2 separate regions of the Homo sapiens genome follow, and region 1 is linked to region 2. Evidence: chromatin loops called from intact Hi-C (ENCODE). Cell type or tissue: HepG2. All regions are shown on one strand. Links, peaks and the distances in the headings refer to the core of each region. The heading gives the core; the rest is flanking DNA.

Region 1 (16,157 bases), core at 3,464-11,463, 370 kb before region 2:
AGATTTCCCAGGAGGATATTCTTAGGAACGTTTACCATGTTTGTTACCTGAATCAGGCATTATTCGAAATGCAATACATTTGGAACTGGAGATACTATTTCAAGTTTAAAACTGAAGAACCCAAAATTCAGAGAAATAAAACAAGTTGCCTAGGCTCGCACAACAAATAACATGGCTCAGCTGGGGTTTGAAACCAAGTATTTTTGACTTCTAGATCTTTTCTTTGCCCCACAATGTAATCTTTTTTTTTCATGGAATGAAGCCTTTGGCCTTTTCTCACCTTCATGAATAAACATGAATATTGAGAATGAAGTACAAAATGGCATTTGCAGCTGCTTTGGGGGAACATGAGCATTATTCATAATTGCTGACACCTCTCATTAACTCATCAATCAATATTTTGAACAGCTATCCCCTGTCATATCTGTAGTGTAAAATTTAATTGAAATTCTACTTATAGATAGATATCTAGCAGATAAACATTCATATATGTGTCAAAAGGTATATACGAAATATTCACAGCAGCACTAATGGTAATAACCCTGAAGTGGAAACAGCACAAATGCCATCAGCAATAGGATGGATAAACAGATCATGCTATATTCACATAATGGAATACAATGCGGGAATGAAAATGAACTACCACGGTATGAAACAACATGGAAAAATCTCACATAGTATTGAGTGATAAAACCAGACCAGTAAGATTCCATTCATATCAATTATTTATTTACTTATTTATTTTTTTAGACAGAGTTTCACTCTTGTTGCCCAGGCTGGTGTGCAATGGTGCTATCTTTGCTCACCGCAACCTCTGCCTCCTGGGTTCAAGTGATTCTCCTGCCTCAGCCTCCCAAGTAGCTAGGATTACACGCATGCACCACCATGCCCAGCTAATTTTATTTTATTTTTTTTAGTAGAGATGGGGTTTCACCATATTGGCCAGGCTAGTCTTGAACTCCTGACCTCAGGTGATCCGTCCGTCTCAGCCTCCCAAAGTGCTGGGATTACAGGTGTGAGTTACTGCACCTGGCCTATTTATATCAATTTTTCTTTTTTTTGATGCAGTCTTGCTCTATCACCCAGGCTGTAGGGCAGTGGCGCGAACTCTACGCACTGCAACCTCCGCCTCCCGGGTTCAAGCGATTCTCTTGCCTCAGCCCCCCAGAGTAGCTGGGATTACAGGTGCATACCACCACGCGCAGCTAGTTTTTGTATTTTTTAGTAGAGATGGGGTTTCACCATGTTGGCCAGGCTGGTCTTGAACTCCTGACTTCAGGGGATCCTCCCGCCTCAGCCTCCCAAAGTGCTGGGATTATAGGTACAAGCCATCCCACCCGGCCCTATATCCATTTTTTAAAAAGAGGCAAAACTAACCCATGGTGGTAGAAGTCACAACAGCCATTACTTTTGTAGAAAGGAAGGACAATAACAGATAGTACAGAAATGGCTTTTTGGTGGTGTTAATGTTCTGTATCTTGAATTGGGTGTTTTTATACGTAGGTATTCACTTGTGATTTCTGAACTTTTCTTTTTTTATATTAAACCTCAATAAAAAGTATATAGAAAGGAGATAAAATCCAAGAGACTCATTTGAATTTTATTTGACTTTCAGCAACATTTAACTTTATTGAATACCCATTTTTTTTTTCTTAATGTGGCTCTTTGCTTGGCTTCCCCAATGCCATCCCCATCTTCCTCTCTGATCACTATTTTTGTCTCTTGCTGGGTCCTCCTCCTCTACCTATATTTTAAAAACTCTTTATTTTGACTTACAAGAAAGTTGCAAAAGTTTTACAAGGGAATTCCTATCTGCCCTTCGTCTATCTTCCTGGAATGTTAGCATTCTACATAGCCATAGTATAATTTTTAAAACCAGGAAATTGGTATTGACACTCATAACTGATCGGCAGATCTTATTCAAATTTCTTCAGTTGGTTCACTCTTGTCTTTTGCCTGGTTCAGACTTCATTCCGGGATTACACATTGCATTTAGTCATCATGTCATCTTAATATTCTCCAATCTGGGACAATTCTTCCGTCTTTCTTTGTATTTCATGACTTTGACAGACTTGAAGAGTACCCTCTTGTTATTTTGTAGTGTGACCTTTATTTTGGGTTTTGCTGATGTTTGCTTTAGTTTAGACTGAGGTTATGCACTTTTGGCAAGGAAATCACAGAAGTGATGCTGTGTCCTTCTCAGTGCATCAAATCAGGAGGCACATGATGTTACTATGTCTCATTGTTGTGAGATTAATTTTGATTATTTGGTTAAGGTAGCATCGACTTTAAAATGACTATTTCCCCTTTGTAATTAATAATTACCTCGGGGGAAGATTCTTTGAGATTATGCAAATATCCTGTTTTGAATCATACTTTTGCCCCCTAATTTCAGCATCTGCTGTTGATTCTACCTGCCTTTTAAGTAGGAGAGTCCCTTAGGGCTTGGTCCCAGACCGTCTTGTGGTTCTCCTTCCTCCATAGGAAAGCTCATGCACTCCACAGCTTCAGGTATGATCTAAATGCTGCTAACACCTGCAGCTGCATCTCCAGGCCAGTCTCCATGTTTGAGAACTCCACGTGGATGCACCCCAGCCACCCCTTTTCCCCCTCACTGCCAAGCTCATCTTGTGATCCCTGACACATGGTTCCTCCCACCCTACTCCTCTGCATGGTTACTCCCACCCTGCTCCTTCTTGAGGCTTCTCCATTTCATCACCTGTAATGACCTGCACCTAGTTACTCGTGTTAGAAAGCTGGGACTTACCTTTGACAAACTTCTCATCTTCATTCCCTACATTCAGTTCACCACCAATATCTGTTGACTCTATCTTTTTAATCTTCACATTTCTTTCCATGTCCACAGCCCATACCTAGTCTGAGTCACAGTCGTGTCCGCCCTGGACTGTTGCTTTACCTGGTAACTGATCCCTTGGTTCTTAGTATTTTCCTTCTAAGATGCTTTTTATGAGGCATCTAATGCAGTTCTATTTATACCTTTTTTTTTTTTTTTTTTTTCTTGAGATGGTGTTTCGCTCTTGTTGCGCAGGCTGGAGTGCAGTGGCGCGATCTCAGTTCACTGCAACCTTCGCCTCCTGGGTTCGAGTGATTCTCCTGCCTCAGCCTCCCAAGTAGCTGGGATTACAGGCACCCACCACAATGCCTGGCTAATTTTTGTATTTTTAGTAAAGATGCGGTTTCACCATGTTGGCCAGTCTAGTCTGGAACTCCTGACCTCAGGTGATCCACCCACCTTGGCCTCCCAAAGCGCTGGAAATACAGGTGTGAGCCACTACACCGGGCCTATTCCTCATTTTTATTATGTAGGAATTGTCATGGAAATTATGGTGACCCATACTTTGAGTTGTTATACAGCTATTGCAAATAATGAGCTAGTTATATACTAGGGGGACTTGGGAAAATTGAATGACTGACTGAATGAATGAATGAGAGGGAAGCAGAAGAACTTTGTTTCCTGGTATTCACGGCTCCAGGGGTACCTTGCCCAGGACTGGGACTAAGGGAGGCAAGTGAAGCACTTGTTCCAAATGCAAAATTTAAGGGGTCATGAAAAACACTCAATAGTGAAGATAATATTTTAATGCAATCTTTAAAAAATTTAATGCCAAAAAAATCCATGTTCAACAAAACATCAACATTTAAATAAAGACAGGGTCTTAAGATCATCACTCACCTCACCCTAACCCTGGCCCTCTCATTGTTAATGGAAGAATTCAGCTCATCAAATTGGGGTCACTTAGAACAGGACTTCACTAGGAGAGAGGGAGTGACTTTGCCCTTAAGGGGATGGTTGGCAATGTCTGGAGATATTTTGGGGTGTCATAACTGAGGGGGAGAGATATGCTACTGACATTTACTGGGTCGAGGCCAAGGATGCTACTAACACCCCACAGTACACCACACAGCCTCCCATGGCAAAGAATGATCTGGCCAAGGTTGAGAAGCCCTGCCTTACACATACTTATAAAATATTGCATCCTTGTGTTTAAAAGCTTTGCATAACTGGAAAGAATATATCAAGAAATGTTTGACAGAGTAGTAAACAATCTATGAGCAGTAGGGATATTCTTTTTAATTTTTTTTCTGTTGAAATAGAGTCTGGGGAGTCTATAAAGAACTATCGTGTTATTTCTACTTCTCAGGTGTTGAATTTCCCACTTCACACAAGTGTGCTGGGCTGAAGGAAGACCAGGGACTCAGTGGTCCAGGAGATCTGTCCCTGCATCTTACTGGAGAGTGACCACCCCCTACCCACTCCCAGCATGACTGAGGTTGAGAAACAGGCTTCCTCGGGAAGACCCATTCAAAGGCCATTGATTGACTTGTTTCTTAGAAAACAGGCCTCCCGCTCAAGTGAATATGGAGTGACTGGTTTTTGGAGAAATGGTTGTCTAAAAACAGAGCCTGTCTTTTGGTGTCCTTGTTTTGGCTTATTTATTTTACTTCCTGCCCATCTTCTTGGTTCATAACACCATCTCTTCCTCTTCTTGCTATTTTAGTCTTGGGAGAGGGAACAGTTTTCCCCTGTTGCTGATCCCAAGGGGCACCCCATTCTGTGTTTGTTCCCGGATCCCTGCCCATGCCTTGTATGTCATCTTGTTATTAAGGCCTCTTGTTTGTCATTTGAGCATCTGGGTTGAATTTTCTTGCTGCAAGCATCCTGATAGACAAACCCCTCTTCCAAGCTATGGCGACTCCTCTAATTTTATTTCCTGATCAGCCCATGTTTTTCTGTTATCTTACTTGCACTTCCAACTAGGCTGAGTTCTCCATGTCGTTAGTGGGTGACCACGGGCAGGGCTCTGCGATTCCATTTGTCTTTGCTTTATAATCTGGTAAACCAAGGTCATAATTATATGGCCTCTCTACCTCACAGGGAAAAGTCCAGCTATCTAAAGAAATCACATGTGCCAGAAAACTGTAAGGCACTACACAAAGCAAAGCTCCTATTACTCTTCCCATTTCTGCACATTTACACCAGGTTATCACGTCTGCTTTTGGAATCCCTCCCCCGTGAATCTTTAGTGATGTAGGAAGGAGGCCGTTCTTCTTACATTTGGAAGACAGATTCCAAGGCAATGTCACCTTGAGGTAGGTTGGAAAAGAGGCTAAATCCTGGAAATAGTACACATGTGTCCTTGGCACAGTTCTTCCAAGGGCCAGAGTGTTGAAATCTCTTGGTTGTTCATTAATATAACAGGCATATTTACTGATGAGCTCGCATGACCTGGCCCACGGATATGTATCCTGGTGCGTTAATCCGCTCGGGCTGCCATGACAAAATACCATAGACTGGGTGGCTTAAACAACAAAAATTTATTTCTCACAGTTCTGGAAGTCCAAGATCAAGGTCCAGCATGGCTGGTTTTCAGAGAAGTCCCTCTTCTTGGCTGGCAGACAGTTGCTTTCTTGATATGTCTTTGCACGGTAGAAAGAGAAAGAGTTCTGGTCATTTCTTCTTTCTTTTTTTTTTTTTTTTTTTTTTGATGGAGTCTCGCTCTGTCGCCTAGGCTGGAGTGCAGTGGCGCGATCTTGGCTCACTGCAAGCTCCGCCTCCCGGGTTCACGCCATTCTCCTGCCTCAGCCTCCCGAGTAGCTGGGACTACAGATGCCCGCCACCACGCCTATTTATTTATTTTTTTTTTGTATTTTCAGTAGAGACAGGATTTCACTGTGTTAGGCAGGATGGTCTCAATCTCCTGACCTCATGATCCGCCCGCCTTGGCCTCCCAAAGTGCTGGGGTTACAGGAGTGAGCCACCTCACCCAGTAGGTCATTTCTTCTTATAAGGGTGCTAATCCCATCATGTGGGCACCACCACCATAACCTCATCCAAAAGAAGCAGTTCCAAAGGCCCCATCTCCAAATACCATCATACTGGGGATTAGGGCTTCAACACACAAACTTTGGGAGACACAGTTTAGCCAGGGCACCTGTGGGCTGGGTATCTCATCACCTGCGGAACTTGCTAAAGTGCCAATTCTCACACCCACCCAGGGATTCTGACTCGGTATGTTTAGGGTAGGGTGAGATATTTTTGTATTTCAGTATACATGCTGTGTGTATCCAGTGTAGCTGGTTTCTGGAGCATCATGTAAGAAACTGTAGAAGTAACTTCAGGGCATGAGACTCGAGTTAGACAGGCTTGTGTTTTAATTTTGGCTGTCATCCTAGCTACCTGGGTGACCTAGCCCAGGGTACTCTGCATTGTTTCCGAGGGACTTAGTTTGTTCATCTGAAAAATGGAGATAGTACTAGCACCTTACCTCCTCTGGGGTTGCTATGAGGGTTAATTTTAAGCAACTGTTTAATTATTCCTTAAGTATTAGTTCATTAATTATTAATTATTCATTAATGCATGCAGAGTGCCTCGCAAATCTTAAGTGCTTTTTATTTGCAGCCATTGTCACCAACATCCAGAACGTAATCCATGACCTCTATCTTGGTCCTCTTTTTGCACCCGAAAGGATCTGTGCTTGGGTCAAGGACCGGTCCCTCCTGATGCCAAGTGAGGGAATGCTTTGCTGTCCCCAGGAGCGCCTACATTTGGTGGTGACGACCCTTAACACACTGCCATTTCTCTCCCTTAGCCACAGATCAGACAAAATGGGACTGGGCCAGGTTTTGCCTACCATGCTGTCCATAAAGGCACGGTTGACTTCTGTTTTCCAAATTTCAAATTTCTTCTTGGTAAGTTAACTACGTGCCCTCGTGAGACAATGGGCGGGAAGTGTAGCTCATCTCTCCTGGAGCCACAAGATGGCGCTGTTTCCTTTGTCATGGCCCGGCGTGCACCCCCATCCCTGCGGTTTCAGGGCCCGGGTGCCCTGCTCTCACGGCCAGGTCTCCCCGACAGGCAGAGGGCTCTGTCAGATCACGGAGTCCCCATCTTTGGGATGAGGGTAGGACAGTACAGTTTCTCAGTGGTAACCTAATGCCCCTATAGAGCATAATCAGGGTTGACCAAAGGAAAGGCTTTCCTTACTTCTAAACAGCTAAGCTGTCCTTTGCCCACAGTTCGGTCTGTTTTTGGAGAACTGTGCCCTGTGGCGCACAGAAGTCAAACAACTGAGACTTGGGCTTTCGTTGACTTTCATTTCTCTCTTTCTTATGTAAATGTACCCATCAGTGGCTTTTTGATAGATGAACTCACAACAATTACCCTCCGTAACATGAATGCAAAACACCTTCCCCACGATATTTGAAGTGCAAAGAGAATGGCCTGAGAGCAGAAACAGGCTGTAGGCAACATCCTCTGGTTCCTTACAGAGACAGGATACCAGGATTCAACCCTAGCCACCTTCGAGGTAATTCTCCACAACTTACCTGATACTGACAGCTGCAGGTTGCACGCCTTTAGAACCGCTCACTTGTCAGGGCTGTTTGCGTCCACCTTTGCTCATGGTCTATGGACAGGGACTATTTGTTCAGAAACCCCAAGTTAGGTCTTTATCTCTTCTCTACTGCATTGACTGCCACGCATTTTTGTGCAGGTGTTTTCTGTAATTAACTGCAGAGGATAGCACAATAGTTAGCATAACGTTAGGCATGAGGCCGGGGATGGTGGCTCACGCCAGTAATGCCAGCGCTTTGGGAGGTTGAGGTAGGAGGATCATTTGAGCCCAGGAGTTCAAGATCAGCCTGGGCAACATGGTGAAACCCCATCTCTAGAAAAAATAGGAAAATTAGCCAGGTGTTGTGGTCTGTGGCTGTAGTCCCAGTTACTTGGGAGGCTGAGGTAGGAGGATCGCTTCAGCCCAGGAAGTCGAGGCTCCATTGAGCTGTGATTGTGCCACTGCATTCCAGCCTGTGTGATAGAGACTGCATCTCAAAACAAAAACAAAAAACCAAATACCCCCATTTGGCATCAGCTGGTATGGCTTTGAGGCCTGGCCTTCTCATTTCTTTCCTCTGTGTTCTGGTTAAGCGACTTAATTACTCTGACCCCAAGTTGCTCTGTCTATAAAATGGTAATAATAACTATGTACATGTTAGATTTTTGTGATACATAAATGAGATAATATAGGTGAGGCACTAGGAACGATGTCTGGCATACTTAGTAGAAAATTTTATTATGTGACTTAGCTTTGTCAAATGGTCCCTAGAAGAGGGCAACTCAAGGAAGGGATGGAGGAAGGAGAGACAAGAGGTCTAAGTGGCACCCTTGGAATGGATCTCAAGATCCATCAAGATATAGACACGATTTAGAGTAAAGCAATAATACTGAGCTTCTTGAGGGCATCTGGACTGGAACCATGAGGCTGGGGCAGCCAGCCACTCAATCTCATTTTAGATACTGCTGGTGAGCATACAAGTTGACCCTTTAATGAAAATGCTATCTGGGCATGTGTATGTATGAGTGTGTGTGTGCAAGTATTCATATGTGTGTTTTTCTTTCTCCTTCTCACCCCACATTCTCTGTCCTTGGCATTCATAATTACTCATCATCCTCCATTGTACTTCCCTGCCTTTCCCCCATGCTGCTCTCTCTGCCAAATCATCTCTCTTCTCTCCCAGGATCATCTCTCTCTTTCTCCCAATTTGCAAGGCCCAGCTCCAACATGGCCCTGTTCTGAGGTCTTTCCCAAGCTCCCACCGTTCCTTGCTCTCTTCTCTGTGCTACTTTAGCCAGCCCTACACCTCCATCCCTCCAGGAGCAAATGCCTCCTTGAATTTTGTCCCCTAGGTGCTGTTACCTTTCTCCTGGCTCAACTGCAATTAGAGGATTTTAGAATTAAATTACATGGTAGTAGAAATAATATCACTAAGTATAATACATTTTTAATGCAAAACCAAAACCAAAACACCCAAACATGACAGACATTCCACCTCTTTCTTCATCTAATCCACATTCCCACACCCTTTTTTGGAATGGGAAGGGGGCATTTACCATTATCTATTTCCAATCCTTCCTTGCAGACTTTTTGCTATTGCATTTTTGTGTGTGCCTGTGTCTGTTTATCCTTGGATCTGTAGTACTTTTTACACACCATGACGACAACATGATTGCATGATGTTGAGTGTTCTATGTCCATATCATTCTTACCCAATAGGCTACAAGGTATTAAAGGTCACCAACTGTATTTTATTAATCTTTTTATCTCCAGGAACCAACACCGAGGCAGGCACAAAAAGACTGTGTTTCCATAGGTAACTGAGTAGAAAACAAGTGTGGTTGAGTGTGTGCACATGGGTGTGAGGTGGGAAGAAACAGAAAATCACAGAGGAAGGTTTAATTGGAGTGTCATTTCCCCTTGTTGGCTGAAATTCCCAGAAGACATCTTGGATCTCTGCAGAAGCTGCAAGAAAGGGCAAGGTTGGAGTGAGCAGCTGAGCAGAACATTGAGTTAAGTGCAGGCACTGATCCTTGAAAGGCCTGGCTCATCCAGGGAGAGAGGGCGACTCAGAGGGTGCAGGATGTGCATCTGCAAAACCTCCCGGCTGGAGCTGCGCATTAAGATTTGCTTGGTCATTAAGATTCAACGGGAGAAGCAGGGTCTCCCTGCCTGTCAGGTGACTGTTGAGAATAGGCTGTGTCGGTACGGATCTGAACACTATGAAGGACTTAGGAGCTACATCTCAAAACCTAGGGGGGAAAATAGTGCAAAATGGCTTTTGTTATTAGAGGTGTATTTTATTGCCTGAGGTTGGAAGGCTGTTTGCAGGTGGGAAATGTGTTCTCCAGGATCTTCCCCACAGGTGGTGCAGGTCTTCTGTATTTCCAGCCTGTCTCCTTCCCTATTAATCATTCTGATTCTCTCATCCTGTGCAGATGTCATGGGCCTCTGTATCTGAAGACTTTATCGGTGTTTATCTTGTAGCTTTTAATAAATCATTTACTGATGGTGTGTGATCCAGGGTGTTTTACATGAGTGAACGCCACCCTGGCCTCACCTTGCTGCATTCCTGTGACATGTCAGTGTGACTTCTGTTCTGGCTCCCTCCCTGAAACTGGAGCTAGAAAAAGGGAGTGAAATTGCTGTCTCAAAAAGCTTGTTTTGGGACAAGGGTGAACTTCACTTAATCTAATTATCTATAGTCATTATTGTATCAGAGGATGCACATTAAAGCAGAAACGGTTGCTGCAAGAGACTAGCACAGACCACGGAAAAGAAATTTGCTCTTCAGTGAGGGATGCACTTCAATCTGTCTCCTGCTCTCTTGACTCTTTTTGGTTTATGGTATGTTCTAAACCAGGGAGTGGCAAACTATTCTTGGGCCACCAGCCCGCCTCCTGCTCTGTAAATAAAGCTTTATCGGAACACAACCACAGCTATTTGCTCACGTATTATCGATGGTTGCTTTTCCAGGTATAATAGCAGCATTGAGTAGTTGTGACCCTCTGGCCTGCAAAGCGTAAAATAATTATCATCTGCCCTTTTACAGAAAAACTTGTGAGGGCCCCTGTTCTAGATATTTCACAGTTACCATCAGTGGGTGGTGATGCCCTGTCTGTGTCCTAGGGGTCCTCCAATCTGTGCCACAATTCTGAAGAAAAAAGTGTCAGGGACAATAGTACTTATGCCCATGTGAATGTCTACATGCACACATATGTGTATATGTGTTTATAATGTATAGGTGTGTGCCTGGGTGCAGGGGGGAAATCTTGAAGGGTGTACACCAAGCATGTGAACAGCAGTCATCTGGGTGGCAGGATTCTGTGTTGTCTTTCTCACGAGTGTATATTTTTGAGGTTTTCTGCGATCACTGTATATTTTGTATACGGCAGCAGCAACAACAATGACACAATCCTTCCTTCTTTTGTTACCTGATTTTCCCTGTATGGTTGGTGACAGTAAAGTTATGTTCCCATAATGAAATTGAGCAGGGAAAATGTCCTTTGTAGTTGAGAACTTAAGAAGCATTTGGTGACATCTGAGCACATGATCCCTCCTCCCCTGACACAAGGAGAATGAGCAATTATAGCTGTTTTGACATTAAATTTGAAAACAAAATGAATTTACATATGTACATACACGCATCTACATGCATTTGTACGTGTATATAAAATTTCCTTTTTATTTCCCCTTTCCTGTGCAACATTTCTCTAGTTTCTCTTCATTTATTATAATTACTTTTGGTAGCCTACAGATGCCAGTTGTAAGTCAATGGCTTTGGAAAAAATAAGAACATCTTTACAAAATATTTTTTGAAGAGCATGCATTCCTTCATAAGTTAGCAGCTACAGAAAGTAAAGACCACGTTTGCTTGCTCCTGGGAAATTTGCATCTGGGAATTCTTTGGAAACCGGACAAGGTCCCTTAAACTGTCTGTTCCTTGCTGCATGAACACTACATCAGGCACAACGGAAAATGGAAACCTAACTGCCTTTCCATGTTTTCTTTCTTTTTTTCTTAAATGCAAGCTTTGAAGGATCAAAGTCATGAGGACCAGCCAGGATTTGGGCTTGTTCCTGCCTCCCAAGTCAGCATAGCTGGGTGCAGAGATGGGTCAGGTGGTTCTTAAAACAGGTGCCTGAGTGCTGCCCTGGGACACTTGTACATTTAGGGGTGGGCAAGAATACTGCTTGTATTAGTCTGTTTCCAAACTGCTATAAAGAACCACTTGAGATGGGGTAATTTATAAAGGAAAGAGGTTTGACTTAGTTCTGCATGGCTGGGGAGGCCTCAGGAAACTTACAATCATGGTGGAAGGTGAAGGGGAAGCAAACACCTTATTCACATGGCGGCAGGAGAGAGAGAATAAAGAAGTGTCTCACTTTTAAACCGTCAGATCTCATGAGAACTCACTCTGTGTCATGAGAACAGCATGGGGGAAACTGCCCCCCACGAGCCAATCACTTCCCACCAGGTCCCTCCCTTGATAAGTGGGGATTACAATTTGAGGTGAGATTTGGGCGGAGACACAGAGGCAAACCCTATCACTGCTCATACTCCTTAATCTTTATTCAATTTGTTCTCCCTTTGTAAGACTCCAAAGAGAGTCCTGACTCCACAGCTACAGGTATGGCCAAGTGGTGGTGGCTGGTTGTGCAGAGGAGCTTGGTTTGATTCAGAATCTGCTTCCCTAAACCATTTGGATCTGTGAGGGTCCTGACATGAGGTGTGCCTCTCTCTCAGTGCAAATGAATAGGTACACATTGGCAACTCTGCATCCCAGGATATCATTCCACAGCAGCGAGACTCACCTGGCAGAGGCCCTGGTTTAACAGACATACTGGCAGGAAACAGAGCTAGGGTATCCTCTCTCTCTCTCTGGATTCTGGCAAGAGTTGAAGAGGATCAGAGTACTGGATGTAGAAGGTTTTAAGCAACCCTACTTATGCCCTTTTAGATTGGTTAGTTCATTTTCTAATAGATTCCCTTTTGTTTGAGCACCCTTTCTATGCCAGCTTTGGTGATAGATGGGACCTTTTTATCCCTCACCACTTCCTAACCCCACATTCGGGTCCCCAGGTTTATTCTGTTCCTCTACACTTTTGTCAAATAATCCCCTTTCCTCTATCTGAGGATGCCATCCCTTCTCTGACCTTATCTCTAATTATTCAAAACCAAGTTCTAGGTTTGGGTGTCATGTCTTTGTCTTCCAGGAATCTTCCCTAAAGCCACCTGTTCTGGAGTCAAAGCCAGATACCAGTTGTAAGTCAATAGCTTTGGAAAAAAATGAAACCTTTAAAAAATACTTTTTGAAGGGCATGCATTCATTCATAAGTCAGCAGCTACAGAAAGTACAGACCAGGTTTGCTTTCTCCTGGGAATTTCCTGGAGACCAGACAAGGACACTTAAATCCTCTGTTCTTTGCTGCATGAACACTGAGTCAGGCACAGGTGAAAATGAAAATCATTATTTCCCTCCATGACATGCTCTCACGGGTTCCTCTCCATGCCCCACCAGAGTTCTGGGCTGTAGTGATAGTCTTTCCACAGAAACGGTGTACCTGGAAGAGGTAGGAGAACAAGAAAGAAGAAAGAGACAGAACAACTTGTGATTGCCATATATTAGACTCTTGTCATACATTTTTTTTCCATTTAACTAACCAAAGAAGCCTGTGATGAAGTATTTATTCCTCTATCTTACTGATGAAGAAAGTCATAGTGATGTAAAACCATTTAGTCCAGAGTGAGTCACAGTATGGCTGAGGTTAGAACCATCTCTACCCGACTTCCAGGCTCATGGCCTTCCTTTTAGGTCACATTTGTTTCTGGTGCTTAACAGAGGGAGGGAGGAATAAGGCGGGCGGAAGGAGAATAGTTCAGGAGGAATCAGGCACATGAAGACATGCCAATTTATGTGATCATGTGTCGTGCTAGGAGGATGTGATAGGGACGGTGTTGGTGACATAGAGAAGTGTTCAGCTCTGCCCAGCAGGGCCCTGAGTTGGGGGTCATAGTGCTCAGAGATGGGGAACAGCAGGAAAACCTTCAAAGAAGGAGTAATACAAACATGGAGGAATTGCTTATACTTTTAATTTCCAATTGAAAATGAAAAAGCAGAGTATGTTTTGTTATTTTTTTTCACCTGGAAGTTTACTGAGAAATAAAAATAGTCTTGGTGTCTTCTGATTCCAAATTCTGAGTTTCAGAGGCAGGGAGAATGTTCCCTTCTGTTGGCAGTGGGGATGGTGACAGTCCCAGATATTGGTATGAGCCCCAAGGCCCTAATAAAGATTTGCTCTCTGGTTTTCCTGCCAGGTCTGATACGCTTCCATTTCCCAATTGAAAACATACTTAATTGCGACAGGCTTTTGGCAGGGATGAGGTATTCACCAGGTTCAAATCATCACACTGGAAACAGAAGAGTCAATATTCCAGTTTAAAGAGTTGAGCTCAACCTCTCTTGGAAGAGCCCTCCCTGGTCCTCCACCCACCTTTCCCTGAGGACTTGATTCTCTCAACTGGAATAGTCATCTCTTTATCACACCAGGGCGCTTGGGAGGCCATTATGTGGGATTTCTGGAATGAAGCTCTTATTGGAAGCAGCAGCTTCCTCCCCTATCCTCCTCCTCCAGGAACCTGTGGAATGTGATTTTCCATTTGAGAATCTGATCTGCATTTGGCTGGAGTGTTTCTCTTTACTGGGGACTGTATTCTGCAGGTCTCCATTCAACTTCCTTAAGAAAGCCCATTGCTTCTGTTGTTTTGGCTGTGTGTATGGGTAGAATTGTGAATTGAGCTGATTATCTGAAAAATGTAGGCTCCAAAGCTTTCGGCTCTGTGTGTCTAGAAAACTGAGCCAATGATAAAGTGTTCGAGCTAGAGGCTTGCAACCACTTTAATCAACCACCTTGTCATGTTACAGATGGGGATACTGAGGCTCTGAGGGAGGTAGGTATTTAATCAGCAGCTCACAGAAAATTGCTAGTTTATTCTATATTAGAAGCTTGGCCTCTATTTCCAAGTCTGTTCCTGGCCCCTTCCTTTCTCCTTGGGTCCTTGTATCACTCTTGCAAACATTTTCCCTTTAGGTCTGTCTGAGTTGGTGAGTTGGGACTCCAGGATACAAGTATTCTGGGGGATTTTGTCCTTTTCTGGCTAATTTTTGTGTCAGGGCATGGAATGAAACAACCCAAGCCAGACTCCAAGTTCCAGGTACATCACAAGAGGGTGCGCGAAAGAGTCTGGAGTTTGAACCAGGGAAGACTTGGGCACGAGCAAAAACGAGGACTATGAAGCTAGGGTCAGGTCACTTCCCTTTTCTGACATCTTGGTTTTCTCATCAGTACCTTGGTTTTCTCATCAGTACCTTCCTGGTGGGAGAGTTGTAAGGCATAAATGAGAGAATTTGGGAAAGGCTTGGCACCATTGTGCTTGCTCCATACATGCTGGCTGCCTCTCTTCCAATTTCGAGATTTCTGAAACCTTGGGAGTGTAATAATGAAACTGCCTTTGCAAAAATTATGGCAGTAAGAGAAATTTGACATAGCAGACTCTATGCTTCTAACCTCACAAGCTAACTCCTTTTGCCCACTCCTAGGCATGGGCTAACTTAACTATGGGAGAAATGTAGTTTATAGTTTAACCTTAAGGATGATAATAGCTCTTCCCAAAACTAGCCACTTCTTGTTTGTGGACCCACTTTTGTAAAACCAATGGAAGGTCACAAGATTAGAATTATGGGATGGGCCTGAATTTGGCTAAGACATCTGCATAGTTAAATGATAACTAGTCATTGCTTCCTACTTGTTGACTGCTCAGGTGTCACATGGCTGGTGGTCACAAGATTTGTAAGTTCCCTAATTGCCCCTATAGATAACATTGCTATTGTAAAACCAAAGACTGGTGTTTGAGATATTTTTCAGACCTTGCCTTCTGGTAGAAAAAGCAATGTCACCCTGACCAGTGACCCCTACCCAGGAACTGAGTCAGCACACAAAGACAGCTCTGACACTCCTATGATTCCATCCTCAACCAACCAGAAGCACCCATGCCCTACTTTCCTGCCCACGAAATTATCCTTAAAAAACCCTAGCCTCTGAGCTCTTGGGGAGATGGATCTGAGAAATATCTCTCCTCCTGTTGCGCAGCTGCCTTGCAACAATTAAACTCTTTCTTGACTGCAACAGTATTATCTCAGTGAATTGGCTTTATCTATGTGGCAGGCAAGAATCCATGGGGTGGTTACAATAAGACAGAGAAAAAGGGGAAAGGGGGTATATGTTGAGCATCTACTGTGTGCTATGTTGTATGCTGTTGGAATAATCTTGTAATTAACCCTGGCGTGTTCTTCAGAGTAGAAGGAAGGAGTGGTAAAATCTTTCTCTAATAGCTTTTATGTTTGGCTAATCATGTACACAAATAGATTCCATGAGAATGTTAAAACAGTCTTGAAGTTGGTCCAAATTATATATTCCAACCCTAACCAAGGCCAAGACAGTGAAGATGAAAGAGTGGCTGCTCAACTGGCTGTCTCATCCCTCCACAGGAGCTTGGAGACACTTAGGTTTCCCTGTGTGCTTTAACCTGTTTGCTCGTGTCCACCTGCTCCCAATTCAGCTCAGCCTTTGACATGGGTAGCTAGTGAGGCACTAGATGGCTGTTGGGTGGGCAAGGTGGGAGGAGTGTGTCACAATTAACCTCTTCTTAGCACACTTGGCATAAGTGCTTGTGTCCAAAGAACCTTTCTCTCTCTTTCAACCTTAAGCTTCAATGCCAAAGACTATGACAGCGGAGGGAAGG
Region 2 (16,157 bases), core at 3,705-11,704:
GCCTGTTATAGAAGCTTATAGCAAAGTCTGACACGTTCTGGAAAATTCTCCAATGGAACAACAGAGAGGGCTCCAAGGCTAAAATTTAAACTATTTTCCTGAAAGTTTAATTTCCATGGCTTGATTTCATAAAAAGCAGTTTTCATCATGGTTTTTAGTTTGCTCCTAATTGAAAGGGAAAATTCTCCCCCTGAGAGATTCTCCCCAGATGGCTGTCTTTGACAGTGATATGTCTCCCTCTTGGCCAGAAGCCACAGAAATGGGTCCCCCTCATGTTAGATCATTAATTGTTCTTCATCAGGTCTACACACACTAAGCTGAGAATCTAGGCAATTATGCAAATAAGTGAAGCAAAAACCAATGCATGTGCTCCAGTAAGCCACGATTCTCATTGACAGTAGCTTTGACTTGACTTGTCCAGATAATTGCTTCAAGTTCCCCACTGCAAAATGTGTGAGCTCCTTCAGAGAGTGTGTGATTTTTTTTTTGATGATGCCACCATCTTCTTAAATAGAAGAGGTGTGGGGAGGGATGGGTAATGATGGTCTTTGTTTAAAACAAAAACAACCTCTGTTAGTTTGGGTTGCCTGAGAAGCTGACCCTGAGGCAAGAATTCAAATGAACATGCACATGGTTTATCCAGGAGGTGATCCCAGAAAACATGAATAGATAGACGATTGGGAAAGTGAAACAGCAAATTACCTCTGTGAGTAAAAAGCTTACTCCTACTGAGGAACTCTGAGAACCAGTGTAGAACTCTGCTTAGAGTTCCCACCTGACAGAGATACACAGATACCCAGCAGTCATTGTTGAGTGCTTTAACTGGGGGCATTAACACTTTAACACTTGGGGCAGAATGGACTCTGACCTACAAAGCTCTTAGGCAAAGAGATGCAAATGCTGGCCTAAGAAGTTTGGCTGGCAGGCCCTACAATGATAAATCCCAAAGTGATATTTATAGGATGCCAACTTTACCCCCAGACTTCAAGCCAAAACCCCTCAATTTTTGTGACCCCTGGTCTGAATCCATTTTTCTTCCATTCTCTGCTTTCAAAATAAAGCTAGATGTTTGGAGATGAACTTGAAGGGTTGTGATTCTCCTGGAGAAGGTAGACATGTACAGAACTTTGTAATCTATTTGCAAAGCTAAAGTTATTTGAGACATTCTGGTTAAAACAGTCACCAAAATGATGTATGAGTCTAGTGACTCCTCTTGGGAAACCAATTCTAAAATGCTACCTATTCTTACTCTCAGATACCATTTTTGTTTTCTGTTTTGAATATTAAAACTGAAAGATCCCATGCACCTGGTCTTTGATTTGTATGTCTTTCAGCAGCCTTTGGCTCAAGGTAATATAATTCTGACTAAACTATTTTCTTTGGGAGGCTACACTTGTAACCAGGCCAAGCCAAATCAACAAGTGTTTATTTAGCACTTGGTATATATCATGGTTACAGAAGGTAAATACTTCTAAACCACTTGCTGTGTTATCTGTTGTAAGACAACCATTTTTTCCCCTCATTTTCTGTGGTATTATTGGCAAATAAGGCAGGAAATGAAAAGAGAGCTAACAATGGACTTGTGGGATGGAAAACATAATTTCTTTCTCAGCATTTTGGTTCACATAATATTCTTAGAAAACTCAAATATATAGAACTCAGGAATTTTCACTAAAAATATTTACCACAGGATTCTTTATTATTTCAATGACAAATTCTTTTAGGAATATGTGAGAATATTAGATTTATCCAAATTTGATGTTGTACAGAAATCTAGGGTAATCTTTTATCTCTAAGGTCTACATGTATACACAAAGACCCAGAAAATAGTTTCTAAGGAAGTAGCCCTTGCATGTCATTCTTATTAGCTTGAAAATAATTTCTCTCATCCTTTGATCCTCTTCTATCATGCTTTGTGTTCTCAGAGCCTTCCCTACCTTCCCTGAACAAGTAAGTTGTGTTTCTGATTCCCTTTGTCAATCTCTATTGTTATTTGTCTATTTTACACCCTGATAAATTCCTCAGAGTGGGGACAGTGTCTTATTCATTATAAAATTCTCCTCCTTCCCCTACTCCTGCCCCTCCCACTTCCCCTTCCTCTCCTTCTCCTTCTGACACAGTCTTGCTCTGTTGCCCAGTCTGCAGTGCAGTGGTGCAACCTTGACTCACCATAACCTCTGCCTCCTGGATTCAAGCAATTCTCATGCCTCAGCCTCCCAAGTAGCTGAAATTACAGATGCATGCCACCATGCCTGGTTAATTTTTGTATTTTTTGTAGAGACAATGTTTTGCCATGTTGGCCAGGCTGCTCTCAAATTTCTGGCCTCAAGTGATCCACCCACCTCAGCCCCCCAAAATGCTGGGATTACAGGCATGAGCCACTGCACCTGGCCTTATTCATTATAAAATTATTATTTTGCTTAAGACAGAGACTGGACATAATGCATAATCACAAATACTTGCTGAGTTGACCTAAGGAAAAGCATTATTCTGATAAAGGATATCTGCAAAAATCAAACTAACAAATAATCCACACCAAAAATTATACTTAATGGTGAAATATTTAAAGCATTCCATTGAAATTGAGAATAAAACAAGAATGTCCCCTATTGTGACTTCTATGTAATGTTGCATCACAGGGTTCAGTAAGTGAAGGAATACAAATTTTAGAAATGCAACAATAAGAAATAAAGGAATGTAACCATCGTTAGCAGACATTAACATTACTGAAAAGTAGAAATCTAAAAGCATCTACAAATAAAATATAAGAACTAAGAACCGAATTTATCAAGGTTGCTAAATACAAAGTCAATGTGCAAAAATCAGTTGTATTTCTATATGCAAATAACTAGAAAATAAAATTAAGACAACGATGGCATTAACAATAGCATCACACACATTAAATTATTAGAAATAGCCTAATGAAAGATGTGTAAGACTTCTACACAGAAAACTATAAAATATCGTTGAAATAAATTGAGGAAGACTTAATAAATGGAGGCATATAGCAATATGTTGATTATTTCCAAAGGTACCTATATGTTCAATGCAGTCTTTATTTAACAATTGACAGGTTTCTATGTGTTAGTAAATCGACAAACTTCTAAAACTTGTGTAGAATTTTCAAGGGCTAAGAGTAGCCAAGACAATCTTGAAGAAGAGAAAAGAAAGTAGTATATGTACACTATCAAATATCAAGAATCATTATAAAGCTACAGTAAATGAGTGTAGTATTGAAGCAAGGTTAGAATAACAAAGTGATGCAAAGAAAAGAGGGTGTCTCAGTTCATCTTGTGTCGCTATGAAGGAATACCTGAGGCTGGGTAATTTATAAAGAAAATACGTTTATTTAGCTCACGGATCTGTAGGCTGTACAGGAAGCATGGGACCAGTGCCTACTTTTGGTGAGGCCCTCAGAAAGCTTCCAATCATGGTGGGAGGGGAAGGAGACTGAGAATGTACAGATCCCATGGAGACAGAGAAACAAGAGACAGCAAGGGGAGGGGTGCTACCCCCTTTAAAAAAACCAGATCTCCCATGAAGTAATAGTGCAAGAACTCACACTTTACCACAGGACCACCCCAAGCTGTTCATGAGGGATCCACCCCCATGATCCAAACACCTCCTATGGGACCCCACTTCCAACATGGGGAATTAAATTCCAACATGAGGTTTGGAAGGGACAAATATCCAAACTATTATCAGGGAGTTCAGAAACATGCACGTGTCACTCACTTTATGGCATAGATGACCCTAGAGTGAAGCGGAAAAAAATGGGCTTTTCAATAAATGATGCCAAGTCAATTAATTTTGTCCACATGGACAAAAACTAAATGTTCAACTGAAAACAAACACAAAAATTAATTTCACATGTAGATCTAAATATAAAATACTAAAATGTCTAGGAGTTAATACAAGTGAGAATCTTGATGAACTTAGGGTTAAAAACAGATTCCTTAAGCTGAATTTAAAAAGCACTAACCCTAAAGGCCAAGATTATAAACTAATATTAAAATTAAGGACTTCTGTTTATATTTTAAATATCCATTAAAAGAATGAAAAGATAAACTATAAAATGGATATTATGTTTGAAATCATCTAACAAAGGATTTATATCACACACATACACACAAATCAATAAAAAGGCAAAGCAATATAAAAATAAATGATATTTAAATGGTTATAAGCAAACGAAAGCCACAGTAAAATATCATTACTCATCCACCAGAAAAGCTAAAATGGAAACAATAACAAGCATTCTCCAGGCTGCAGAGTAATGGAAGCACTCGTGCATTGCTAGTGGGAGTGAAAATCGAAGCAGCCACTTTGGAACATTTTCAGCTTTTACCAAAGTTTACACACACATACTCTGTAACCCAGCAGTTTCACTCCTGGTATATACATACAACAAAATGCATTTATATGTACACTAGAAGTCGCACAAATAACAGTGTTTATAGAAGCATTATTTGTAATCACCAAAAATGAGAGCAGGTCAAGTGTCCCTCAGTGGTAGAATGAATAAATAAATGTTGTGTTAATATAGTGAAATTCTATGTCGCAAAAACTGTATTATGGATGAATTTCACAAACATAATGTTGAGTGAATAAAGCCAGATACAAAAGAGATATATGATATGATTCCATATACATGATGTTCAAAATTAAGCAAATGTTATTTATGTCATCAATAATTGGAATAACGGTTACCTTTGGCTGACTATATAAGGTCATAAGAAGAGTTTCAGTACATCACTGATGTATTTCTGATCTGGATGGTGGTTACATGGATGTGTTCAGTGTGTAAAAGTTCATTAAGTTGTATAGTTACAATGTGTATACATTTCAGTCTGCATGTCATATATTTTTAAAATACCGTAATAAGTGTGAACCTCACTACGTTTGTGCAATGATTTTCAAGACTATGACATTTTGCCTGGATTGCTCTTCCCCTAACTATCCTCCTGGTTAGTGTGGCATTTACAGCCCATGTCTGAAGGTGGTCTTGTGTTTGCCAAGTTTTTTTAAATACAGGAGTACAGAGTGACTGGAGAGGAAATCTGAGAGTTAACAGGAAGCCAGCTCATATAAGATCTTGTAGGCTCTTCTAGTTATCTATTACTCTGTAACAAATCATCCCCAAATTTTATGGCTGAAAACAACATTCTTTATTTTTCTAGCAATCCTACGTTTGGGCAGTGCTCAGCAAGGATGGTTATTGCTGCTGCACATGGCATCAGCTGGAGAAGCTTGATGCCAGGGTTGGAGAATCTGCTTTAAAGATAGCTCTTTTACACAACTGGTAAGGTGGTGTTGGCTGTTGGCTGGGAGCTCAGAAAAGGCTGTATGCTTCTCCTTGGGCATCTTGGACTTTCTCATAATGTGGTGGCTGGGTTCTAAGAGTGAGTGTCCCAAGAGAGCTAGGCAGAAGTACATGACATTTGTATGACCTAGACTCCAAAGTCACATAGTGTCATTTCTACCATACTCCATTGATCAAGGCAGTCACAAAGTCAAACAGAGTTTCAAGAGGATGGAACGCAGACCTTTCTTTTTGAGGGAGTAAGAAGCTTCCAGAAGAGGATATTGGATAGAGCATGTTATTTCAGCCACCATAAAAAATAAAATCTACCATATAGGCCATGGGAGGTCTTTGATTTTTCTCTTCCATTATAGGGTTTTGAGCAGAGAAGTGACATGATCAGAGACCTAAGATACTTTTTGCCTTATTATTTTACCTTATATTTTTGTATAGTCTTTGATACCTCAGAAAAAAATTTGTCCTGAGACTAAAACATATGGGTAATTACATATAGGATTGTGACCCTATGGAAGTAAAATGCCCAGCATATTATAGAAGATTGCCAAATGCTGGGTCCTTTAATAGTCTAACCTGATCGTGTCCAAATGCTAGACCTGGGCAAAACTAAGAGCTGTGGGTAAATTTACCTATGGGCCTCAGAAGTTTTGTACACAGGCATCTGCATGAATGAGGGAAGAGTGTGGAAGAAATCAGTTTTCTTAGGCTGGGTGCTGGCTTTCTGGATAAAGACCCAGGCTGCCCAGAGAAACAACACAGAGGCAGTATCTGTTGGAATGTGTCTTTACTCTTATGGTAGAGAAAATCTTCTCTTTATTTGGAGAGCTTTCCCAGTTCTTACACAGAGGCAGAAAAGTTTTGGATGAGGTGAGTGGAGAGACATAATGCACCTGCTTTCTACCCTATTGGGCTTTAGAGATTTGAGCATTAGATCTGCTCAAATCTGTGAAGGTAAGGTAGATAAGTAGGTCACAAGATGAGAGAAGAGAGAAGCCCAGGGGAAGACTCGGCAAATTGGATGAAATAATCTTTAGGCTACCTTTAAAGGATAATATAGCATCATGGAAAAATTATGGGTTTGGCCATCAAAGATGACTGTATTTGAATCCTACTCACTCTGCTCACTAGTTGTGTGACTATGGGCATGTAATGAAATTGCATTTTAATCTCTTAACAAATAAAAGATGATAATAGCCACCAAAGAGCATTTTGAGGATTAGATGTGATAATACATGCAATACCCTTAGTACAATTACAGTAAACATTCCAAAAATGCTAGGGCCCTAGCTCCCTCTAAATTGCCTCTATTTATTCCTTTTTTTATTCTCTGGATTGGCATAGTTAAGATTTTATATACTTGGCCAGGACTCCTGGATAATTTTTTCTAGAAATGACTTCTCAAGTCCAGAAAAGAAGACTCACTGACGTTCTAACATTTTTTCATGGAATTAAACAAACTTGGGAAGTAGTTTGATTTACTATGAATAGGAAGGATAGTGGAGTGAAGAAAAATGAATTTAACATTTTCTTTGACTTGTAACAACTGTAGCATTAATTTTAAAAACAAAAATAAAAATCTAAAGAGACAGTAGATCTCTGAATCCATAGAAAGTTAAATAATAATAATTTAGTGGATTGCTGATAAACCAGAATTTAGAGATATTTCCTGAATCTAATAATGTCCTATACCTAAGTATATTTCTGAGCCAATGGAGTAATCACTGCCATTGTCAAGAAGCACTTGTCATGCTTTTTAAATGTTCATGAAGTGTAGCTGGGAATGAGGCACACTAGATGGATGATGCCAGTGGAATCAGATTATAAAGGAAGACACAGTAGTTGGCCAGAGCCAGCTCTCCCAGATCATGAGAGTAGATAGTGTGCATTTCATCCTAACTTTCTGTTCACTATCATCAGTCAGCCTTATAGCTTGAAATCAGAAATCATAAGCCATGCTAAGAGTATTTACATCATGGAAATTGGCAAAAGCCACAAGTCAGTCCTTTCTTACTCTCCAAGGCTGGCACACCCCTGGATTGACAGGTCATGAAATAAAACATTTTAACAGCTTCATTAAAAGGTAAAGAAACTGTATTACACACAAAGATTTTGTCTTTATTTTAAATAGACAAATAAAAGGTATGTACTTGAGACTAGAGAAAACTTCAGATTTAGAACTTCTATTTTGAGTTCAGAATGAGTGGAAAGAAAACCAACTAATTTAATTAAAAAGAACTTCATTGTGTTTGAATTCAGTGAAAGGGGGATTTTTAAAAAATTGATTTTTGTTTTAAAGTTCAATAAAATTTTATTAATTTAATTAGTTCCTATCAGTTTTTAAATAAGCTGTGGCTTAGATTAAATTTGCTCACAGACACTCTCTCTCTTTTAAGCCAATCTCCTCTGAGCATATTAATGGATCTGGTCTTATAATTTTGCAGATGGAACACCATGGTGCTTTTAAATCAAGTGAAAGTTTTGGGCCAGGATTTTGAAGTATCTTTTCCATTAGGGTGGGGAATGGGAACGGAACCTACAAACCGGGAAAAAAGAGATTTTGGCAAGAAGCATGAAGGGGATTCTGTTCATGGCAGCTGTTAATTTAAGCCAATTCCACTGGGCATCCTGTTCAGTAAGTTGATTTAAGAGTGGGAGCAGGCATCAGACATGCAGGGTAGTCTGACGCTATGTTCTGTGTGTGGGCATGGGGTGAGCTGGAGGAACGAGGTGCATCGTGCAGCACAATCAGAAAAGAGTCACCTTAGAAGATGAGGGACCTACCAGAGGAACCCTGATGAGTTCAAAGATCTCGTCAGGGCATATTAATACATTCAGAGGAACAAGTAAAGAGAATCAACAAACAGGTAACAAGAATGGAGTTAAATTCTGAGGCATGAGAATCTAAGTGTGATAAAACCTTTTCCCAAATGTTTTCTTCCACATATTACTCCCACATGATGCTTTCCAAAAACAGGGATTTGCAATCTAATAATTTCACAATTTAGGGGAATACTCTAGCTGCTTTTGGAAATACACAGTGGGCATTGGTATATTTAGAGCTCTGATGAGTATTAGAGTTAATAAAGCAATTTATCTTTGCTTAACCAACACCTTTGAGCACAGAATAATTTCTGGCATCACAATCTGCACATTCATGTTCCACAGAGGATCAGTTTAAGACATGGTAGAGTGGGAAGACCTTGGACTTGGGATACAAATACTCCCAGGCCCAAATTTTAACTTCTGCCATATTACAAGCTGAGTGAGTTTGGAGAAGTCACCTCTTTGAGTCTCAATTTCTTTATCCATTAAATCAGGAGAAAATAATACCTTAGCTTGCAGGAGAATCTTTGAGGACTGGAGATAAGGTCTATAAAGAAACCAGCATGGCACAAGGCACATAACAGATGTTTAATACAGGGTTGCCTTGGATCCTCCCTGTACAGAGGCAGGTAAGATTTCAAAAGAGATTTGCCTCACAGGGAAACTGCTGAAATCAAGAAGTGGCAGAGAAGTTTGCAGAATCCAATAACCTGTCATCTCCTCTTGATACTCCTGCTTTCTTGGGGCAAACCTGGGGAGATCACTTCATCATTTTGAGCCTCATTTTCCTCAAGAGAAACTATGTTTGTCGGTGATAGAGTTCAGAGGCTTATTAAATACAATTTGGGGCAGGTAATGTAGGCAAATAGTGCACACAGGGTCAGCCTTCTGAGTTTGTTATAAGCAGTATCTATTGTTGAGCTTCTGTTTTTTCAAGCTATCTGTAAGAAAAGGGTTGTGTCTCCTAGAGGGCTCCAAGATCTGAAATGAGAGGATTAAATGAGATGATGTTTATAAAAACCTCAGCATAGGCCAGGCATGGTGTCTCACTCCTGTAATCCCAGCACTTTGGGAGGCTGAGGTGGGTGGATCACCTGAGGTCAGGAGTTTGAGACCAGCCTGACCAACATGGTGAAACTCTATCTCTACTAAAAATACAAAAAATTAGCAGGGCGTGGTGGCACATGCCTGTAATCCCAGCTACTTGGGAGGCTGAGGCAGGAGAATGGCTTGAACCCGGGGGGCAAATGTTGCAGTCAGCCAAGATTGCTTCATTGCACTTCAGCCTGGGCAACAAGAGCGAAACTCTGTCAAACAAACAAACAAAAACAAAAAGCCTCAGCATAAACAACAGTGCTCTAGAGAGAAGAGAAAGGCCCTTTGCCTTGTAAGAATATCCAGACTTTGCATGGTTTTACTTTGCAGCTTTTCGCCAGGAGCGGAGCTTGCCTGGGGGTTTCTGGAGGGAGTGTACCATGGGATTAGCATCCAAGTAGTCTTTTCCCAGCTCTCCAGTCATTTTTAACACAGCCCTAAACGGGCTGAGTCATGAGTAGAGGATTGGTTCAGATATTCATTTCTGACATATTTGCTGTGCAGTTTACTCATGTCAGGCATTTTGAATTACTGGGAGTAATGAGAGAAAGAAGGTGCAGCCCCTCCCTGACACAGCCAGTGGCTGGGGTGGGGGAACAGATGTACATGCTAACTGATCATTAAACCACAAAGCCATGAATGCTGGGATAATCCACAAAAAGTGCTTAGAATACTGTCTGAGCACATGATAAGGGCTCAATTCATCTTGATTACTATTATGATCAATATAATTATTATTATTAAACACACAGGTTGCAATGGGAACATCAAGGATGGGTGGGTAGATGGGGGATGGCTCATTTTGCCTGGAAGCTCAGAGAAAACTTCACAGAGAGAAGGCGATATTTGAGTCTTGAAAAGATGAGAATATGGCCAAGTTCAGGAGAGGGAAAGTACATCCCAACGGTCAAAGAAATATGTACAAAAGCCTTGATATGAACATCTGACCCATGCTGAGATGTCTGCAGGCATTTTAGCAAGGCTACAATATGAAAGGGGGGTGTGTGTGTGTGTTTTAGTGGCTAAAGATGAAAATGAAAAGATGAGGGGATAAGAATCAGTTTGAGAAGGTGTTTGCTCTTCATTCTGAGGAGTTTGGATTTAAGTCTGATTACAATAGAAACATGGCCCATTTATAAAAATATATACATTGAAATAATAAAAAATCTCTGACCAATTGATTCCAATTCAAGAAGTCTATTCTTTTTTCATTAAGGAGTCTATCCTTATAGAGCAGAATTGTTGTATCAAAATGTTAGACAAAATCTGAATAGAGAGGAATTGTGGAGTAAATGTTGATACAGTTCTATAATACAATTATGTAATTATTAAGATTGATATTAAAGAACAGTATTAAGTAGCTTGGGAAAACTAAACCATGTGGCATCAACTGAAAATGTATAGAAATAAAACTGGCTATTAGAGGACTCTTAATTTTATTACAAACTATATTTGGCTAGACGATTAGAAGGCAATATTCTAAAAGGTTAGAGTCATTACCTGCGGGTGGAGGGATCATGGAAAATTTTTATTTTATTTTTTTGAACTTATTCCAATCAGGGAGAAGAAGGGGAAGGAATCTTGGGCCCCAGTAGAGAAATGAGGTAATCAGCCCACAGATTACAGGCGCCCCCACTGCCCAGGCTTGCTTAGGTAAACAAAGCAGCCAGGAAGCTCGAACTGGGTGGAGCCCACCACAGCTCAAGGAGGCCTGCCTGCCTCTGTAGGCTCCACCTCTGGGGGCAGGGCACAGACAAACAAAAAGACAGCAGTAACCTCTGCAGACTTAAATGTCCCTGTCTGACAGCTTTGAAGAGAGCAGTGGTTCTCCCAGCACGCAGCTGGAGATCTGAGAATGGGCAGACTGCCTCCTCAAGTGGGTCCCTGACCCCTGACCCCCGAGCAGCCTAACTGGGAGTCACCCCCCAGCAGGGGGAACACTGACACCTCACACGGCAGGGTATTCCAACAGACCTGCAGCTGAGGGTCCTGTCTGTTAGAAGGAAAACTAACAAACAGAAAGGACATCCACACCAAAAACCCATCTGTACATCACCATCATCAAAGACCAAAAGTAGATAAAACCACAAAGATGGGGAAAAAACAGAACAGAAAAACTGGAAACTCTAAAACGCACAGTGCCTCTCCTCCTCCAAAGGAATGCAGTTCCTCACCAGCAATGGAACAAAGGTGGATGGAGAAGGACTTTGACGAGCTGAGAGAAGAAGGCTTCAGACGATCAAATTACTCTGAGCTATGGGAGGACATTCAAACCAAAGGCAAAGAAGTTGAAAACTCTGAAAAAAATTTAGAAGAATGTACAACTAGAATAACCAATACAGAGAAGTGCTTAAAGGAGCTGATGGAGCTGAAAACCAAGGCTCGAGAACTACGTGAAGAATGCAGAAGCCTCAGCAGCCGATGTGATCAACTGGAAGAAAGGGTATCAGTGATTGAAGATCAAATGAATGAAATGAAGCGAGAAGGGAAGTTTAGAGAAAAAAGAATAAAAAGAAACGAACAAAGCCTCCAAGAAATATGGGACTATGTGAAAAGACCAAATCTACGTCTGATTGGTGTACCTGAAAGTGATGGGGAGAATGGAACCAAGTTGGAAAACACTCTGCAGGATATTATGCAGGAGAACTTCCCCAATCTAGCAAGGCAGGCCAACGTTCAGATTCAGGAAATACAGAGAACGCCACAAAGATACTCCTCGAGAAGAGCAACTCCAAGACACATAATTGTCAGATTCACCAAAGTTAAAATGAAGGAAAAAATGTTAAGGGCAGCCAGAGAGAAAGGTCGGGTTACCCTCAAAGGGAAGCCCATCAGACTAACAGCGGATCTCTCGGCAGAAACCCTACAAGCCAGAAGAGAGTGGGGGCCAATATTCAGCATTCTTAAAGAAAAGAATTTTCAACCCAGAATTTCATATCCAGCCAAACTAAGCTTCATAAGTGAAGGAGAAATAAAATACTCTACAGACAAGCAAATGCTGAGAGATTTTGTCACCAGCAGGCCTGCCCTAAAAGAGCTCCTGAAGGAAGTGCTAAACATGGAAAGGAACAACTGGTACTAGCCGCTGCAAAATCATGCCAAAATGTAAAGACCATCGAGACTAGGAAGAAACTGCATCAACTAACGAGCAAAATCACCAGCTAACATCATAATGACAGGATCAAATTCACACATAACACTATTAACTTTAAATGTAAATGGACTAAATGCTCCAATTAAAAGACACACACTGGCAAATTGGATAAAGAGTCAAGACCCATCAGTGTGCTTTATTCAGGAAACCCATCGCACGTGCAGAGACACACATAGGCTCAAAATAAAAGGATGGAGGAAGATCTACCAAGCAAATGGAAAACAAAAAAAGGCAGGGGTTGCAATCCTAGTCTCTGATAAAACAGACTTTAAACCAACAAAGATCAAAAGAGACAAAGAAGGCCATTACATAATGGTAAAGGGATCAATTCAACAAGAAGAGCTAACTATCCTAAATATATATGCACCCAATACAGGAGCACCCAGATTCATAAAGCAAGTCCTGAGTGACCTACAAAGAGACTTAGACTCCCACACATTAATAATGGGAGACTTTAACACCCCACTGTCAACATTAGACAGATCAACGAGACAGAAAGTCAACAAGGATACCCAGGAATTGAACTCAGCTCTGCACCAAGCAGACCTAATAGACATCTACAGAACTCTCCACCCCAAATCAACAGAATATACATTTTTTTCAGCACCACACCACACCTATTCCAACATTGACCACATACTTGGAAATAAAGCTCTCCTCAGCAAATGTAAAAGAACAGAAATTATAACAAACTATCTCTCAGACCACAGTGCAATCAAACTAGAACTCAGGATTAAGAATCTCACTCAAAACCGCTCAACTACATGGAAACTGAACAACCTGCTCCTGAATGACTACTGGATACATAACGAAATGAAGGCAGAAATAAAGATGTTCTTTGAAACCAACGAGAACAAAGACACAACATACCAGAATCTCTGGGACACATTCAAAGCAGTGTGTAGAGGGAAATTTATAGCACTAAATGCCACAAGAGAAAGCAGGAAAGATCCAAAATTGACACCCTAACATCACAATTAAAAGAACTAGAAAAGCAAGAGCAAACACATTCAAAAGCTAGCAGAAGGCAAGAAATAACTAAAATCAGAGCAGAACTGAAGGAAATAGAGACACAAAAAACCCTTCAAAAAATTAATGAATCCAGGAGCTGGTTTTTTGAAAGGATCAACAAAAGTGATAGACTGCTAGCAAGACTAATAAAGAAAAAAAGAGAGAAGAATCAAATAGACGCAATAAAAAATGATAAAGGGGATATCACCACTGATCCCACGGAAATACAAACTACCATCAGAGAATACTATAAACACCTCTATGCAAATAAACTAGAAAATCTACAAGAAATGGATAAATTCCTGGACACATACACTCTCCCAAGACTAAACCAGGAAGAAGTTGAATCTCCGAATAGACCAATAACAGGAGCTGAAATTGTGGCAATAATCAATAGTTTACCAACAAAAAGAGTCCAGGACCAGATGGATTCACAGCCGAATTCTATCAGAGGTACAAGGAGGAACTGGTACCATTCCTTCTGAAACTATTACAATCAATAGAAAAAGAGGGAATCCTCCCTAACTCATTTTATGAGGCCAGCATCATTCTGATACCCAAGCCGGGCAGAGACACAACCAAAAAAGAGAATTTTAGACCAATATCCTTGATGAACATTGATGCAAAAATCCTCAATAAAATACTGGCAAAACGAATCCAGCAGCACATCAAAAAGCTTATCCACCACGATCAAGTGGGCTTCATCCCTGGGATGCAAGGCTGGTTCAACATACGCAAATCAATAAATGTAATCCAGCATATAAACAGAGCCAAAGACAAAAACCACATGATTATCTCAATAGATGCAGAAAAAGCCTTTGACAAAATTCAACGACCCTTCATGCTAAAAACTCTCAATAAATTAGGTATTGATGGGACGTATTTCAAAATAATAAGAGCTATCTATGACAAACCCACAGCCAATATCATACTGAATGGGCAAAAACTGGAAGCATTCCCTTTGAAAACTGGCACAAGACAGGGATGCCCTCTCTCAGCACTCCTATTCAACGTAGTGTTGGAAGTTCTGGCCAGGGCAATCAGGCAGGAGAAGGAAATAAAGGGTATTCAACTGGGAAAAGAGGAAGTCAAATTGTCCGTGTTTGCAGATGACATGATTGTATATCTAGAAAACCCCATCGTCTCAGCCCAAAATCTCCTTAAGCCGAAAGGCAACTTCAGCAAAGTCTCAGGATACAAAATCAATGTACAAAAATCACAAGCATTGTTATACACCAATAACAGACAAACAGAGAGCCAAATCATGCATGATTGAACTCCCATTCACCATTGCTTCAAAGAGAATAAAATACCTAGGAATCCAACTTACAAGGGATGTGAAGGACCTCTTCAAGGAGAACTACAAACCACTGCTCAAGGAAATAAAAGAGGATACAAACAAATGGAAGAACATTCCATGCTCATGGGTAGGAAGAATCAATATCGTGAAAATGGCCATACTGCCCAAGGTAACTTACAGATTCAATGCCATCCCCATAAAGCTACCAATGACTTTCTTCACAGAATTGGAAAAAGCTACTTTAAAGTTCATATGGAAACAATAAAGAGCCCGCATCACCAAGGCAATCCTAAGCCAAAAGAACAAAGCTGGAGGCATCACACTACCTGACTTCAAACTATACTACAAGGCTACAGTAACCAAAACAGCATGGTACTGGTACCAAAACAGAGATATAGACAAATGGAACAGAACAGAGCCCTCAGAAATAATGCCATATATCTACAACTATCTGATCTTGGACAAACCTGAGAAAAACAAGCAATGGGGAAAGGATTCCCTATTTAATAAATGGTGCTGGGAAAACTGGCTAGCCATATGTAGAAAGCTGAAACTGGATCCCTTCCTTACACCTTATACAAAAATCAATTCAAGATGGATTAAAGACTTAAACGCTAGACCTAAAGGCATAAAAACCGTAGTAGAAAACCTAGGCATCACCATTCAGGACATAGGCATGGGCAAGGACTTCATGTCCACAACACCAAAAGCAATGGCAACAGAAGCCAAAATTGACAAATGGGATCTAATTAAACTAAAGAGCTTCTGCACAGCAAAAGAAACTACCATCAGAGTGAACAGGCAACCTACAAAATGGGAGAAAATTTTCACAACCTACTCATCTGACAAAGGGCTAATATCCAGAATCTACAATGAACTCAAACAAATTTACAAGAAAAAAACAAACAACCCCATCAAAAAGTGGGCAAAGGACATGAACAGACACTTCTCAAAAGAAGACATTTACACAGCCAAAAAACACATGAAAAAATGCTCATCATCACTGGCCATCAGAGAAATGCAAATCAAAACCACAATGAGATACCACCTCACACCAGTTAGAATGGCAATCATTAAAAAGTCAGGAAACAACAGGTGCTGGAGAGGATGTGGAGAAACAGGAACACTTTTACACTGTTGGTGGGACTGTAAACTAGTTCAACCATTGTGGAAGTCAGTGTGGCGATTCCTCAGGGATCTAGAACTAGAAATACCATTTGAACCAGCCATCCCATTACTGGGTATATACCCAAAGGACTATAAATCATGCTGCTATAAAGACACATGCACACGTATGTTTATTGTGGCATTATTCACAATAGCAAAGACTTGGAACCAACCCAAATGTCCAACAATGATAGACTGGATTAAGAAAATGTGGCACATATACACCATGGAATGCTATGCAGCCATAAAAAATGGAGAGTTCATGTCCTTTGTAGGGACATGGATGA

Evidence for each region. Peaks named below come from ENCODE experiments on the same cell type or tissue, not always from the same donor. Only the 100,000 strongest peaks of a DNase experiment are listed, where the experiment ranks them.
Region 1: it touches region 2 in a loop (3-fold over the local background); 6 of 110 quality-filtered maps call a loop at or near these places.

The regions. Positions count from the first base shown.
Region 1 is chr16:80,457,215-80,473,371 of GRCh38, reverse strand. The region is part of intron 2 of DYNLRB2-AS1 (DYNLRB2 antisense RNA 1); the gene reads left to right. Among named protein-coding and RNA genes, the nearest start is that of DYNLRB2, 76 kb to the left of the region's middle. RefSeq lists enhancers at 6,343-6,924, 6,925-7,507. In HepG2, for the core only: a CTCF peak has its summit at 6,804 (motif pointing right); DNase peaks (open chromatin) are centred at 6,781 and 10,281; H3K27me3 peaks cover 344 bases.
Region 2 is chr16:80,086,364-80,102,520 of GRCh38, reverse strand. All of the region lies in intron 2 of LOC105371357 (a long non-coding RNA gene), which reads right to left. It overlaps LOC105371358 (a long non-coding RNA gene), which reads left to right. Exons shown (of 4, transcript XR_933777.4): 3 at 5,181-5,302. Among named protein-coding and RNA genes, the nearest start is that of LINC01228, 270 kb to the right of the region's middle. In HepG2, for the core only: no CTCF peak of the experiment used is centred there; no DNase peak of the experiment used is centred there.